Regions from separate parts of the Mus musculus genome. Here regions 1 and 2 are each linked to region 3. A link is a loop called in an ENCODE intact Hi-C map of the cell type or tissue named here. Cell type or tissue: heart. All regions are shown on one strand.

The links. Hi-C counts contacts between places; a loop is a spot of excess contacts. Peaks named below come from ENCODE experiments on the same cell type or tissue, not always from the same donor. Only the 100,000 strongest peaks of a DNase experiment are listed, where the experiment ranks them.
Region 1: it touches region 3 in a loop (2.2-fold over the local background); 3 of 42 quality-filtered maps call a loop at or near these places.
Region 2: it touches region 3 in a loop (3-fold over the local background); 4 of 42 quality-filtered maps call a loop at or near these places.

The regions. Positions count from the first base shown.
Region 1 is chr13:111,786,221-111,791,220 of GRCm38, reverse strand. The region is part of intron 1 of Map3k1 (mitogen-activated protein kinase kinase kinase 1); the gene reads left to right. Among named protein-coding and RNA genes, the nearest start is that of Map3k1, 20 kb to the left of the region's middle. In heart, CTCF peaks have their summits at 2,147 (motif pointing left) and 2,898 (motif pointing left); DNase peaks (open chromatin) are centred at 2,021, 2,830 and 3,171; H3K4me3 peaks cover 1,193 bases; H3K27ac peaks cover 1,726 bases.
Region 2 is chr13:112,194,140-112,199,139 of GRCm38, reverse strand. No RefSeq gene overlaps it. Among named protein-coding and RNA genes, the nearest start is that of Gm33849, 10 kb to the right of the region's middle. In heart, a CTCF peak has its summit at 2,075 (motif pointing right); a DNase peak (open chromatin) is centred at 2,079; H3K4me3 peaks cover 625 bases; H3K27ac peaks cover 731 bases.
Region 3 is chr13:111,952,846-111,957,845 of GRCm38, reverse strand. No RefSeq gene overlaps it. Among named protein-coding and RNA genes, the nearest start is that of Gm15322, 40 kb to the left of the region's middle. RefSeq lists an enhancer at 2,275-4,946. In heart, a CTCF peak has its summit at 3,026; DNase peaks (open chromatin) are centred at 535, 3,115 and 3,505; H3K4me3 peaks cover 253 bases; H3K27ac peaks cover 1,744 bases.

The DNA of each region.
Region 1 (5,000 bases), 170 kb after region 3:
TGTTTTCTCTTAATTTACAGAGGCTTTTCCAGAATGGTGCTGGAAAACCGTATATCCACACTCAGACTGAAACTAGGCCTTTCACCTTGTACCAAACCACTCCAGAGTGAATCAGAGGCCTTAACGTGGACCTAATTGCTTTAAGATATAACGTAGACAAGACTTCCTGAATGGTCTGCAGTGGCTCAGAAGATAACTACAAGAATTAGAAAAGCTCCCACAACATGTTTCCCCCGCTGCTCATTGACAGAGTGAATACCTAGTATATATAAAGAACTAAGACTCATAAAAATAACCCGGTCAATAGTTACACAAATGAGTAGGCGGCTCTCAAAAGAAATACAAATGACCAGCAGGTGAACATGCTGAACATGGAAAAATGTCAGTATCCATAACCATTGGAGAAGTGCAAACCAAAACTCCACGGAGCTGGGTATGGTAGTGTATGGGTGTGACCCCAGCAGAGGGGAGTATAGGAGGAGGAAGGTTAGGTCATCCTCACTTACATAGTGAGTTCAAGACCAGCCTTAGCTACGTAAGACGACACTGTCTTAAAAACCCAAAAGGAAAGGCTGTTTTGAGATTCCTGCCTCTGGGAAACCAGCACCTGCAGCTGAGTTGGGGGCTGTGGCCTGCCGGTAGGAATGTTAACTAGTTTAACCACTGTGGAAGCCAGCGTGGAGGTTCCTTAGACAAACACAAGCAGAATTCCTGTGTGATCCAGCTGTCCCACCCCCAGCAGATTCCTAAAGAGTCTTAAGTCAGAATACAGCAGAGTTATCTACACTCTCTGCAAGGTAGACAGCCAGTTTAGGCGCCCATCCGTGGATGACGAGGTAAAGAAAGCGTGCTGTCAGCATACGCAAGGCAATTCTATTCGGACACAGAAAAACGGAGCCATGCTGTCTGCAGGAAAATGCACAGATGTTAAAGTAAGCAGGACTCAGATAAATACGGCATATTTTCTCTCTTCTGTGGAATTGTGTGTGTGTGTGTGTGTGTGTGTGTGTGTGTGTGTGTGTGAGTGACATACACACACGGGCCCCAAAGTAGAAAGAGGACTATTTGATAGGAAGGGGGCCAGTGGGATGAGGTATCGGGAGGGTAGTGGTGGACATCAGAGTATATTACACACATGTATGAAATGTCATAAGAAAGCCCACCACCCATACAGTTACTATGTGCAGACAGCATTGCTTGCTTCCTGCCAGCTCTATCTTACCCTGTGTCTGGGTTCGCAGTTCCTGCACTTGCCATCCCTGGACACCACCCCCCTGACTGCCTTAGTTCTCCACTGCCTCCCAGGTTGCTTGGCTGAGACGGCACAGCTGTCCGCCTCCCCGACACAGACTCTTGGATCTTCCTCGGGGCTGTGTTTTGTCACTAACTTCAGGAAAATCAAATTAACTAGATCACATGGGCAAGTTTCAAGCAATGGGAAAGCCCCCTGACTAAGGACAAATGATCTGGACTCAGGGTGGTTTCTTGCTAATCCTGCCTTGGTGTTTTCCTGGGGCCAAATTCTGTCTCTTTAAACCTCTTGCCTAGCATCTGACCTCCCTTCTCCATGCAGCGCCCCTCAGGGCACAGCAGATGTTTCTACCAGAGAAGGATCTTTTTGGTTCGGAGGCTCCTACAGGAAGGAAGGGCATTTTTTTTTCCTTCACAAGCATCTGCAAATACCAGGGGCATCCGTTAGCACTGCTTGTAAACTGAAAGCTGAGTAAGACAAATCTTGCCCTCAGGTAGACCCAGTCCGAGGAGGACAGTCCACCCTACTCAGCATGTACTTGCCTAGTCCATCCCTTGTGCCAACCTTTCTAGTAAGACAGTGATAGTAGACTTGAAACCCACTTCTGTCTTCATTCCCAGTCTGGTGGTAGGGACAGACAGACGAGTGAGGAGCTGTGTGCTGAGGAGGCTGGAGGAAGGTTCTCTGCACTGTTACAGGGGCTGTAGCCTGAGGGGAGCTCAGTTAGTGTCTAGGGCAGTATGGGGTGACTGACCATAGGGCCTTGGAAATGTGAGCCCATAGGCTGATAAAAGGGGTGGGGCTGAGGGGGTCTAGATGGGCCGCTCATCAGTTAAGAGCACTGTTGATTCACTCCGGTCCCAGTTAACTGTAACTCCAGTACCCTCTTCTGACCTCCTCCGGTACTTAAGCACACTCCGGATGCGCCTATGGACATGCAGGCAAAACACTCTCCCTTCAAAGGAATAATTCCAATTAAAAAAAAAAGTCCGCCGTGCCCCAGGGAGCACTGCATGAAGGGAGCACGGGCACCAGTCCTGGGGGGACACACCTCGGGAGAGCATGGTAGGGTTAGCTTTTGTTCTCCCTTCCCTCGTGCTAGGAAAACTCAGGTTCTATCAGAACACTGCCAAGTGGTTTTCATGTTTCAGTTTGAAAGTCTTGAGGCTTAGAACTGTGTCGTCCGTTATCAGCCTGACTGAGAGTTAAGTGAGATTGCTGTTCCTGACAGAGAGCATTGGCTGACCCGCGTGCTCACGAAGGAGTCGCTGTTGGTTTAGTGGGAATAATAGTTTCTGTCACACTCTCGCCCAGTACACGGTTGTTGTTAAAACTGGAAAGTGGTTCCGACGGGAGGTTTAGAAGCACGCACCCGACAGTCATGAGTCAAGCCCTGCCAGCGTAAAGCCATAGAAGTGTGATCCTGCTGAGTCATCAAAAGTGAAAAGACACTGGCACTTAGGACGGCTTCAGGGTGCCCCTGAGGTGAGGAAGGCATACTTAGGAAGACCTTGACTCCAGCTATATTTGGGGCAGGATGTCAGAGTGAGTGCTGCTTCTGTTCGAAGTGATTTGTGGGCAGGCTACCTTTGCTATTAATAATCGTCTAAATTACATTTTTAAGGAAAGAGCGCCCCCTACCGAGCAAAGCGTCGTTTTTCCTGATCCCCTTCCCTTCCTGTGACCTTCGGGTTTTCCAGACAAGGCAGTCAGCTCTAGTTGGTTCATCTTGCAGTAAAGGGGCAGCCGGCAGCCAGGATGCTCCTAACACCATCTAAACAGCACTTTGCACGTTTCAGTGTCCCAACCAACTGGCTCGTCTCATGATGGACACATTGGCAGAGAAGAAGAGAACTATTCTAAAGAGTGACTAGGGAGAGTGACATATGGCATGTGGCTGGGGCCATGATCTACTGGGAGCTGCACTCTCAGGGGTGGGGCTGCTACTGAGATGATCCTGTTACTGAGATGATCCTGTCACTGCAGGGATTCCTGGGATCCACCTGCAAATCCAGACCTACGGAGGAGTGCGATCCACCTGGGCCTTTTCAGTCTCAGGGTTTTAATAATAAATAGTGTGCTCTCTGCTGAGAAGCTGAGACATGGACGCTTAGCAAACATGCCAGCGTCTTAGCTAAGGAATGCTATTTCATAATTTTGTAGTCATGATTTTTAGAGGGTTGATACACTTTTGGTAACATGGCTTAATTAATTACTTGGCATGTATCTTAGATTTTCCACTTTGCTGAACTATACAAGCATCTGGTAATTTTTAAGGGATATGTAACCTACGGGCTGAATTGATCCGTACTTGCGACATGTTCCTCTGTATTATACAGCCTGTAAAAGGATTTATATCAAGATCATGAACTAATTAATACAACTACAGGGGCTGGCGAGATGGCTCAGCTGTGACAAGCATTTTTGCTCTTGCAGAGGACCTGGGTTTGGGTCCCAACACCAAGATGGCAGCTCACAGCCATCTGTAACTTGGGTTCTGAGAGATCTGACACTCTCTTCTGGCCTCCATGGGCAGTACTCAGACACATGCAGACACACACACACACACACACACACACGCACGCACATACACACACACAAATAAATCTTTTAAACCCACAACTTTAAGGAGTTAGAACGTGGTATAGAATGTGTGTGTGTGTGTGTGTGTGTGTGTGTTGTGTGTGTGTGAAGTCAGAAGCACCAAGTGTAATTCACAGGAGTCCAGTCATTTGTTTTGTTGTTGTTTGAGCTTAAGATATATCTTGAAATGACAGATGCCTAAATAATGAATATTAACTGACCGAATAGCTAATAGTCATGAGAAGATGGTTTTAAAATTATAAAATACTCGGTTATGGCAAAAGTTATACTTTCAGATTAGCCCTCAGAAGCTAATGTGAGCCAGGGGTAGCGATGATCCCAGCACTTGGAAGGGAAAGCTGGGCAGGCAGGCAGCTCGAGGCCATCCTTGGTCACAGTGGGTTTTAACTGATATATGCGACCCTGTCCAAAAGTGAGAAATAAGCCATAATTTCATGAGTTGATACAAATTAAGCATTTCTGGTAATGTTATCCCCGGTTCTTGGCAAAGTAGGCCAGGTGCCCACAAAGAGGCCTGTGCTAGAGAGTTGGACCTCAGTGTAGGATGTCACTGTGGCTGCACTGCCACCAAGCCTGGGCAGGCGCTCCTAGCCCCCCTCCAGCCCCTGATGCTCTCCAGTTCCCTGCACGCCAATATGGAGAGTGGCTCTGTGTCTTTTAAGGGATGACATTGATGATGCAGTTAATCTTCTATGAGACCGCAACAGTAATGTTTTCGTGTAAAACAGCCTGGAAACCCATGCTTTGCACTCGCTACTTAACAGCTTGAATGTTCTTAACAGCTTTAGATGTCTCTAAGAGAGCTTTGAAACGATGCCCATGCCTAGTAACTAAGTTAGTACTGTTCTTAAAATCATCAAGCATTGAGTGTCTTCCCGGGCCGTGTTATCACAGAGCGTGTGTGATCCACATAGCTTCTGACCAGATGGAGATCATGTAAGAGTCCCACGTTTAAATATGCTGGTCACCAAGGTTGCTCTAGGAAGCTTTGTTTCTGATGCCGTGTCCTCGTGCCGTAGGGAAATTGCACCTGTCATTTGACAGAAATTATATGATCCTAGTACCCACACTGAACAGACCCAATCCCTGACTCCTGAGCCCAGAAGAGCCTCCACCATAGTCTTCATGTTCTTCATGTTTCTAG
Region 2 (5,000 bases), 240 kb before region 3:
TCTGGTATTTTAACCCAACAGCAAGAAAAATAACCAATAGCGCGCTCTATGCTACTTACTCTCTTTGGAACTTATTTGGTACCCAGTGAAATTACAAATTGAGTGGCTACCAAGTTTCACTTTATCTTCCGATTCTACCAGTAAATTTTAGGTATGCATGTTGCAGCTAGCATATTAAGTCAAGTGAAAAACGACATTCGTAAAAAAGCCATCTTACTATTTTCAGTAATTTTCCTACCTTCTAGTGGACTTGCCTGCTGTCTAGAACAGGGTTCCACCCTCTGACTATAAGCCATGGGGTCAGAAGACTGCATTCTGCAGTTTTCTCTGGATCCACTCTCCATGCATCTTACTCATTTAGAAATTATTCACATTTCCAAGAGGGAAAATTATTTTAGATGGAATGTTTAAAATGTTCTAACGCCGTGTTCCACTGTGGGAATAAATGCTGTAGAAGGGAGTTTTAAAGAACCTAGAAGTTAGAGAGACAGATTTCAGAAGAGGTCAAGGGAGCAGTATAACTTCTACTCCGCACCCGGGCATTCGAGCTACGAAGAAGTGAGAGGACTTTGGGTCAAACCCCAACAGGAAAGACTGCTGTTGGAGACGCAGCCAAATGTGTGACTCGTGCCCAGACATCTTTAACTTGTCCTGTCTTGGTGGCCAGAGTGCTTTTATACCATGCAACAACTGTCTTCTTTAGCAGTAAAATTGCTTATTGAAAACAATTTGGATATGAAGAGATCACCATTATCTCCTCCTTAACCTTATCAGCCTGAGGAAAACATGCTTTTTCCTTATTTTTGAAGTTTCGCTACTAAAAGATCAAATGGACTTAAAAGCATTATTTATATACAAGGAGAAGGAAGTTCCCAACATGTTACATGAATCCAGTTCAGCTAATAGCTGTAAATAAATGGTCCCCAAATCCCAGAGGATTTCTGTCTCTCACTGGAGCACAATTGGAGGCTCTGTGGGTGTGAGCTGGGGGGGATTCTCCTCCAAATCCTTACAGCGTCTGATCCCTGGGCTGGCAGAGAAGAGGTATGTGGGGGAAATGGAGGAGGAGCCTGGCTATGGAGTCTATGGCTTCTCTCTGTAGTCTAACTGCAAGTTAGCCTGAGAAATAGCATCCAGCTGTCTGTTCAACGAGAAGAGGAAATAAGTAGGAAGAACTAGGCTCTGATGTATAATTTACCCGAAAGGTCACGTTAGCAGCAGGCAAGCTGCATGCTACCCCACGTGGGTTTCCTTTAGGTCTATACTGACTGCTTTGAAAATTCAAATTAGTCCAAACTTTTGAATACCGAATCATTTCGCTACCAAAGAAGGAGATCTACTATTTTTGGTTTCTCTCAAAGATTCTCAAAGATCCAGAATTCTCAGATATTTTCTGCTTCTGGCTTCAAATGGTCCAAACCGAGTCGGGGCTGCCCCCTGAGCTTATGCACGGTCTCCAGTTGGCCTGGCAGCCTGGTGCACTCCAGATCGACCTGATCCTCCAAGATGTCAAATCCACAGTGGGAAAAACAGAGTGAACAAGGAAAGGACATTCAGAAATAGATCCACTGGGAGTAAGCAGAGTTCAAGCCTGGGCTTTTCAGGCCATCCAATGAATGACTCCTGACTGAGGGGAAGTCTCTGCAGGCAGAGGCTCAGGGCAACACAGACTGAGAAATCTGATGATCCCCCCACCCTTCAGTCTTTGAATAAACAGCAACAAAACCAAACAAACTAGACAGATTCCAACAGAGCAGTAACAACAATAAAGGAACAGAGATTTAGCTGTTGGACATACAAACCCAAACCTGCTAGCTGGCTTGAACTAGGAGGCAGGATCATAGCGGGCATCTTTGAAGCGTGTGTCCATCCTTCTGGATTGACTAGCCTGCTGTGAAGGTAGACTTGGAAGTTAAAACTGATAAAATGTAGACGAGAAGCTTACAAACTGATTGCAGAAAATTCTTTTAGAAGGGGTACATGGCAGCCCTAGGAGGGGCCAACGAATCTCATTCTCCCAGACTCCCCCAAGTTCTGAAAATTCCTAAGCCAGCTTTGTTTCCGCAGCCCGCTGACAGCAGGTGGCGCAGGACCCGCCCACCCCTGCTGGTTTTGGTCCCACGGGGGAAAAACCGTGGCCAGAGATCCAAAAAAGCAAGGCGACTCCTTTTTCCTGCCTGGGTCATTTCCATGAGTCATGCACGCACTTTAATCTAGTCCTAACTATGGGAGAGGAACATCAAAACGACTGTCTGATCTTTTTATCAGTATCTAGTGGAAAACAAAAATCCCCTTTCATAGGATCCTCACAGGACGTGTTTATTTGCCCTTTTCATCTCGTTGCCGGCTCTTCCTTCCCAGAATCAGTACGGAGGAAGAAAAAGGAGCCTCTGCGAAAGGCAAAGAAAGGGTTTGATGGCTCAGGTCGGGCAGAGATGTCAGCCTGGAAGGAACAAGTCTCCTTAGAGTAACTTAAGAATTCTTCTCGCTGAATGCTTTCCAGCTGTTTGTAGGAGTGTGCGGGTCGGATCTCTTTGGCTGGAAAAGCGGAGGACCTGTTGGATGATTCTAATCTTAGACTTTTGGTGTCAGGTGGATGGATCTGGAGTTGAATCCTGAATGTAACACTGGTGAGCCGAGTGACTTTAGGCAATGTCTTTGAGTAAGTTTAAATTTAGCGTTTAGATCCATAAAATGACCACTAAAATAACAGTATTGATACAGTGCCCACATACCTGTCAACGATTAAGCTTCTAATCTCTGCCTGACATTGATTTATGGATTTTGGGTGTAATGTTTGATTTAACCACCACAGCAATCTCAGACTTGAGTACCATGACCAGGCCCATTTTACAGATTGGGAACCTGATACACAGAGTTAGAAGAATGTGTTCAGTGTCTTGAGGTTAGAAGGCAGCGTAGTACCCTCCTCCAGTGGTTAGGGAGTCTTTAAATATGCTAGAAGATTAGTTCCCAGTAAATGAACAGCGTATAATATATTTTAAAATAAAAGAGAAACAGGAAAGAGTTCCCCTTCCAACTGCTCCAAGCACTAATCACGTCTGTTTCAACCAAATGAATGATTCTGTCGTTACCCTTTATGTGAGAGCAATTCATAGTATGTCTTACGTTTTAGCCCAAGTTACCCAAAATCATGGAGAATCTTCCTATAAAGGCTGCAGGCATCACCAGACTCTGGGCCAGGAAACGTTATATTCAAGAATCTGCTCTGTTCATCTTTTGAGCCTAAAGGGGCTCTAGCGGACCCACGCATCACAAACGTGGCCTTGCACTTCCCCCTCCCCATCTCCTTTTCCTTGCTAAAATCTCTTAGATTACATTCCTAAAGCTAGCCACCAAAGTCACTTTCCTCATTTGGGCACTGTCTCCTCCTGAGGCTGACTACCAATGTCCAGCTAGCATAGTACTGAAGTCTGGCATTCAAAAGCCTCTTTTTGGTTGCTGTGATTAACATGTCCAATCAAAATTAAACACATCATCCTATGCCGCCATATGCCTACGGGCCAGATCTGTCTCCTCTCTATCCAGAGAAAGTCCTTTGTCCTTTGGGGACAAATATCCCTCCCCCACCCCCTTGGTCCTTTCCCCTTCTCTCTCATCCTCTATCTCCTGTCTTTGTCTCTGATTCTCTGACCTTTGTTCCTTTTCAGTAAATACAGCTTCTTCGCGCTGAGAACTTTGTCTTGGGCCGGAACCTGTCCTTTCACAACTGACTAAACCAAGGCCATCAAGCTACTGAAAACCTACTGTCTATGAATGAGCAATAAATGTAGGAGTGTGCTTTAGAGCAGAATATAATCTCTTCCCTCAATGTGTGCTTCACAGACATGTGTATCATGCATACATGTGCTTGTATATACACACACACACATACACCCCTACTTGGGCATTCAAGACCACACTTTGGAAGTGATCCAGCTTAAGCTGGATCTTCCTGTGAGACTGTTTGGGACCACGGTCAACTAACACAACAGAAAGTAGGTTTTCACTGTTCTGGAGTCCGGAGGCCAAGGTCAGTTTTTTCTGACACTTCTCTTCATGGATTGGCACCAGTTCGATGCCTCATGGCCTTTTCTCGGTATATGCCTGCAGAGTCTGATCTTTTCTTCTCTCTCCTCGTCCTTCTCCTCACTTTTCTCCTCTTCCCTTTCTCCAGAGCTTCTGGATTAGAACCACATTCCTGCCGACATCTGTAACACCCACTGCTCCTTAAAGCTCTCCACAGCCTTCTCACCAGGGATTACGGCCTTAACATGGGAATCCGAGGAAGACAATTCAGCCCATAAAGACTGGCTGAGGTCGGGGCCCGTGCATTTCACAAAGCTGTTCTCAAATTATTCTCATTTTCCATGGACGGAGGTCATCTGGTCACCAGCAATTATGAAAGGCTATGAATGGGGCCTTTCTAGTACACAGCCCTTGAACACAGGTTACACAGAGCAGAGCAGACCCAGTCAGTTGCGGGTTTTTTGTTTTTTTTTTTTTTAGCAGAGTAAAAGAATTCTTGGACTATGGGGTGGTAGTCTCCCTGAGATTAGGTCTTGGTGGCTACGGTAATCCTAACACTAAAGGACACATGAGAACACAGGTAAACAAAGAGCTATGAACTGGAAAGGGCCAAGCTGCAGAAGGAATGCATGTTTTCAAATGATTCGCATCCTCTCCTGTGTATCGCTCATGTGAATGAAGCTTGCCTGTCCTGACTAACCATGGGCAGGTTTTCCTACAGCCTCAGAAATCTCAACGGTGCTGCCTAGGCTAATTTAGGAAGATTCATTGATGCTTTTCGGGTATTACTAAAACCTGCTGGGTATATAAATGTGCTGTTCTCCCACTCTCTCACCCTCCCCTTTGGCCCCAGGTATACTCAAGGATAAACACGTGTTTTTATAGGCAGGGATATGGGTATAGCCAGATGGCACAGGTGTGGGAAAGCTCGGAGGTATCCATTTATGAAAGCCCAGATAATATTGCTTCTA
Region 3 (5,000 bases):
AAAAGGGGACCAGCCGGGCGTGGTGGCGCACGCCTTTAATCCGAGCACTGGGGAGACAGAGGCAGGCGGATTTCTGAGTTCGAGGCCAGCCTGGTCTACAAAGTGAGTTCCAGGACAGCCAGAGCTATACAGAGAAACCCTGTCTCGAAAAACCAAAAGAAGAAAGAAAGAAAGAAAGAAAGAAAGAAAGAAAGAAAGAAAGAAAGAAAGAAAGAAAGAAAGAAAGAAAGGAAGGAAGGAAGGAAGGAAGGAAGGAAGGGAGAGAGAAAGAAAGAAAGAAAGAAAGAAAGAAAGAAAGAAAGAAAGAAAGAAAGAAAGAAAGAAAGAAGAGAAAAAGGGGACCTCTGACCTCTGAACACTGAGTATAGGAACTCTGCACTAATATGACAAGAGAAGATGCAAAATAAGTGTAGGAACTGAGAATGGTACATTTTCTTTCAGAGACTAAAAACAAAAATAAACAAAGCAAGCCCCAGGGATCGGGGCCAAAGCTGCCTCACCCAGGGCTAAAGGAACCTGGGTGGGGCTAACTGGAGATAACAGTTCGGTCTGGCTTCCAAGACTAGGGTTACAGTCCATGGCTTTTTCCAGTCCCCTGTTGAACATACGTATAAAACAATGGCCAATCACTAATGGCTACCTTTCCCTTAAGTAAAACTACAAGCAGTAAAAGAACAACCTCCTCAAAAATAAACCAATGGGAAATGTTTCCAGCAGGTGACTAAATTTGCAAGCATGTCCTAGATCAAAGATCACAGAGGACTCTTACTATCTATCGTTGCTTGGTTTGTAGACAGGAAAACATTAGGGTTTCCCAGTTACACATTCTTACTTGCTAGTCAAGGATGGATATATATATATTCAGAATTTCTTGATAACATGTGAGACCAAGAATGTGATTCCCATTCTTGTGTTAATGGGGAATGAGAATAGTTGGTTTATAGGAGCTCTTAAGTAAACATGTTAATGGTTAAATGGGGATTTTGCCCATTATGTTAAAAAAAAAAAAACTGCATGGGATGCTAAAACTGGTGTAAACATTGGGAAGACGCTTGCCCTATCAAAACTTGTGGTCTAGGAAATGTCACCTGAACTTAACGCTATAATAGCAATAAATCGGAGAATTTCTGTATGTGAAATACTACGTTGTGCTGGCTGGTGTATGTAAACGTGACACAAGCCAGAGACATTTTAGAAGAGAGACTATGTCCCCCACCAGCTTGTCCTTTGAACAGGCTGAATAAGCCATGAGGAGCAAGCCAGTAAGCAGCATCCCCCCATGGCCTCTGCATCAGCTCCTGCTTCTAAGTTCCTGGCTTGTTTGAGTTCCTGCCCTGACTTATCTCAGTGATGATCATGGGAACGGAAGCTGAAATATATATATTATCCTTTGCCTTTTGGTAATGGTGTTTTACGACAACAATGGTAACCCCCAACTAAGGTAAACCTGCGCCTTATTTGACTTAATCAAGAACCCAATGAGATGGACTACAATATTTCTCTGTTCACTGAAACTCAAACAATAAAATGATGAGCCTAAACTCACTTGGCCAAAAGACTCTCACTTCATCTACCAAAGCACCTCTTCCTTTTAGCAGCATGGGCCCACTCCCATCCCCCCGCAGACATGGTCTTAACAAGACTCACATAGCTGGTGTACACAGCTACTATGTGCTGTCATTGAGCCTAGGGGAGAAATCTGCTCTCCTGGCCACGTCACACAAGTCACACCAGCGTCCTTCATAGCATCTTCCAGCTGGGACTAAATAGAGAAAGCACCTTCTTCCAGGCCATCTGGTGAAGGGAGACTGGGCAGCACGACCTTTGAAGTTCCTAATACATGTGGCTTCAGCCTCTTGGACTATCAGGACTTAAGAACATAAGCCTATTACAGAGAAACAACCAGAAAAAAGAGATAAGACATTCCCCCATGACATCAAAGGCCATTTTTCCCTTCGGTGGAGGTCTGGGAGCTGTCTAACAACCAGCTCACCGGGGAGAGTTCTGATGGGACTCTGAGGTGCTCATTTTCTCTAGGTAAGAAGAACACGAATCAGCACAGGCTGGAGACACAACTGACTTCCTTGAAAAAAATCAAGAGCTTTCAAGAACAGAATTGATATTTTCTCAGTTTTGGCTGCGACTCAACTGTAAATGCACAAATTAAAGCTAGTTACCAGGAACACCTCTTTTATTGCTATTGTCACACAGACATGTAATACATTTTGATTATATCCCACCCCACCCCCCTACTATCCTCACTTGGCCACCAACATCCCCTTTCTGATCCCCTAAACGTCTCCTGTCATCAGACTTTTAAAATAAATTAGATGAGCTTTTGCTATGCAGCCCACGCTGGTCTGGAATTTGCAATCCTCCTGCCTCACCATCCCAAGTGCTAGCGCTCCAGGCTTGAGACACCATGCTCAGCTGTAGACATAAAGTTTTAACTCAGATTTTCCCACACTTTCTCCATCATTTTCCTAAATCTAGATTCCAGACAAGCCATACACGAATAAATAGGTCAAACCCTGATTTGTAACATTTGTCAGTTTCAAACACAGGAAAGCTTCCAACATGGCCAACATCAAATGTCCATCATGACAGCAACGTCCCTAAGGAGAAATAAACAATGTTGCTCCATGCCACAGTGCTTCCATAAAACATACAGGGAAGATATAAATCATCTGAAATGCAGAGAAGAGCAAAACACAGGAAAATCAGGAGGAATTGGTGACATTTCGAGGTTTGTTGCCTTTGTGCCTAACATAATTTTTGCTCGTTTTTTTTTTTTTAGTTTTAATCAATGCACTATTTAGCAGCTGAAATTCCCACCTCTGTAAGCCAATCTTCTAACCTACTTCATTTCATTTAAATACAAAGCAAAAACTGCACCTCCCACCGTGTAAAAACAGAATGCTTGGTTATGGAAAACCTAGCCACACTGTGCAATGGTCCCTTTAAAAGTCTTCCCTTGAAGAATGTTTAATCAGCTGAGCAGAGGCTCTTTACCCCTGCAGGAGTTAGGAGGATGTTAGCAGTTCACTGCCACAGGCTCCCAGGAGCCTAGCATCGTTTTGTGAAACCACACAGGGTGGAGCCGGGCCTTCTTCTCCCAGGAGAGGAAATGACCAAAAGAATACCACGTGTGGCATTCCCATAGCAGCAGAAGGGAGGCTGGAACTCCCAGAGCAAAGGGAGGCACAGGAGACCACGCCCTGGAAACTTGCCTTTTCCATGGTCGGTCGGAAAGGACCCACAGTTTGTTCTGTGAGGTTTGAAGCATCAGGAATGGTAAACAGAACAGTATTATTCTCTTATTCTCTCACCCAAGTCTTTGTTTCTTTCCGCTGGTGTCTGGAAAACCTGCTTAAAGAGTTATTCCAAGTGTTTTTGTCAAGTCTCTAATCTGTCTTCAAAAATAGCCCGGAAGAGGAAACAGGCTATTTACCCCAGAGAGCAGGGTGGAAATGGCCAGGAAAAGTCTCTCCATAGCACCTAGCTGAAAGCCACAAGTGAAGAACGGGAGGTCTGAGACAGAAGCCAGCCAGTGCTGCTAGTCTGCAGCTTTCTGCTTATCCTGTAGTTTCAAAATGGGGACAGGGGGGTCAGCTGAAATCTGCTGTTGTGTGACAGTGGGGGTGGGGGAGGAAGAGGAGGTAGGAGGGGGAGAGGGGGTGCTATGGATGGTGGGGAAGGGCCTATAGGACTGAAATTGCCGAACAGCAGGGAAATCAACTCTGTAATTCATAGCAAATCCTGTTTAATGTGCATTCTCTCAGAGGGGGCTGAGCGGGACCCGTCAGCCATACATCCAAAGTTGATTAAAACCCTGACGTTTCTCATAATTGGACCTCATTAATAAATTCCTCAGGGTTCCAGGAGGCTGTGAGGAAGTAAAGCAAAGAGGTAGGGAAATGAGAGCAACAGGAGATTGCAAGGTCCCAGATGCGGAGTTAATCCCACTCAATCAGACTGGACAGAAACTTTATGTTCACAACGACCTGCTGCTCGTCAGCCTTCTTCCCCTCCTCAGCAGGGCAGGCTTTTCTTCAGGCACTACGCCCTGAGCTTTAAAACCCCATATTCACCATGCTAACAAGTTAGGAACTGATTCTCCTCACTGGACACTCTCATGGTTTCTCAGCTTGAACTGAATTGTTATGTGTGAACTTGACTCGGTTAAGGGATGCCCAGAGAGTTGACAAAAGGTTGTTTCTCACTATGTCTAGAGAAGGCAAGTGTTTTATGAGATGGACTAGAGAAGATGCTCTCACCTCTGCAGGCTAACATTATCAAGCGTAGCATGTAGATAGGTATATACGGCCCTTGATGGCTAGTTAGAGCAAAAAAGGAAAGAATTCACTTCCTCTGTTGGAGCTGTCCTACCTGCTGTCTCCTTCCTTCTGTCCTTCCTCTGGTTTGGACTGACACTACACCACGAGCTGTCCTGTTTCTCTAGCTTAAGTGTGGTAGTCCATGGAACTCTGTAGCTTCCAGAATCTCTAGAGCCAAATTGCATGGTATATCTGCTTCAGTAGATCTCTGCATTCTGTTTCTCAGATAACACAATCGCAAACCTTGCCTGGAGACACTGACTTAACTTGTTGTTGTCCTAAATCATTCCTCATTAACAAAGGATTAACATCTTTTGTAGCAAGCTTGCTCGGTTTGTATTGTACCATTTCTTCTTCCTCCAACAGAAGTGAGCCTAAACTGCAAAACACCCACGGCTGAGATCTTTAGCAACAACAAGATGCAAATCACCCCAGTGACACCCAGACAGAGGCGCTAAACTCTGAACAAGAAAGGACAAGACCCAAACACAGGATTTGCCAGGACTTTGCATGCCTTGCTTTTGTGGTGCCTATATCACTGATATGTGAACCCTCTTCTAGGCATTTCAAAGGGAGTGGTCATCTAGAAAACCTGTGGAGCAAGGAAGAGGTGCTATCATTCAACATTCAGTACTCATCAGCCTCCATTCAACAGGGACTCCA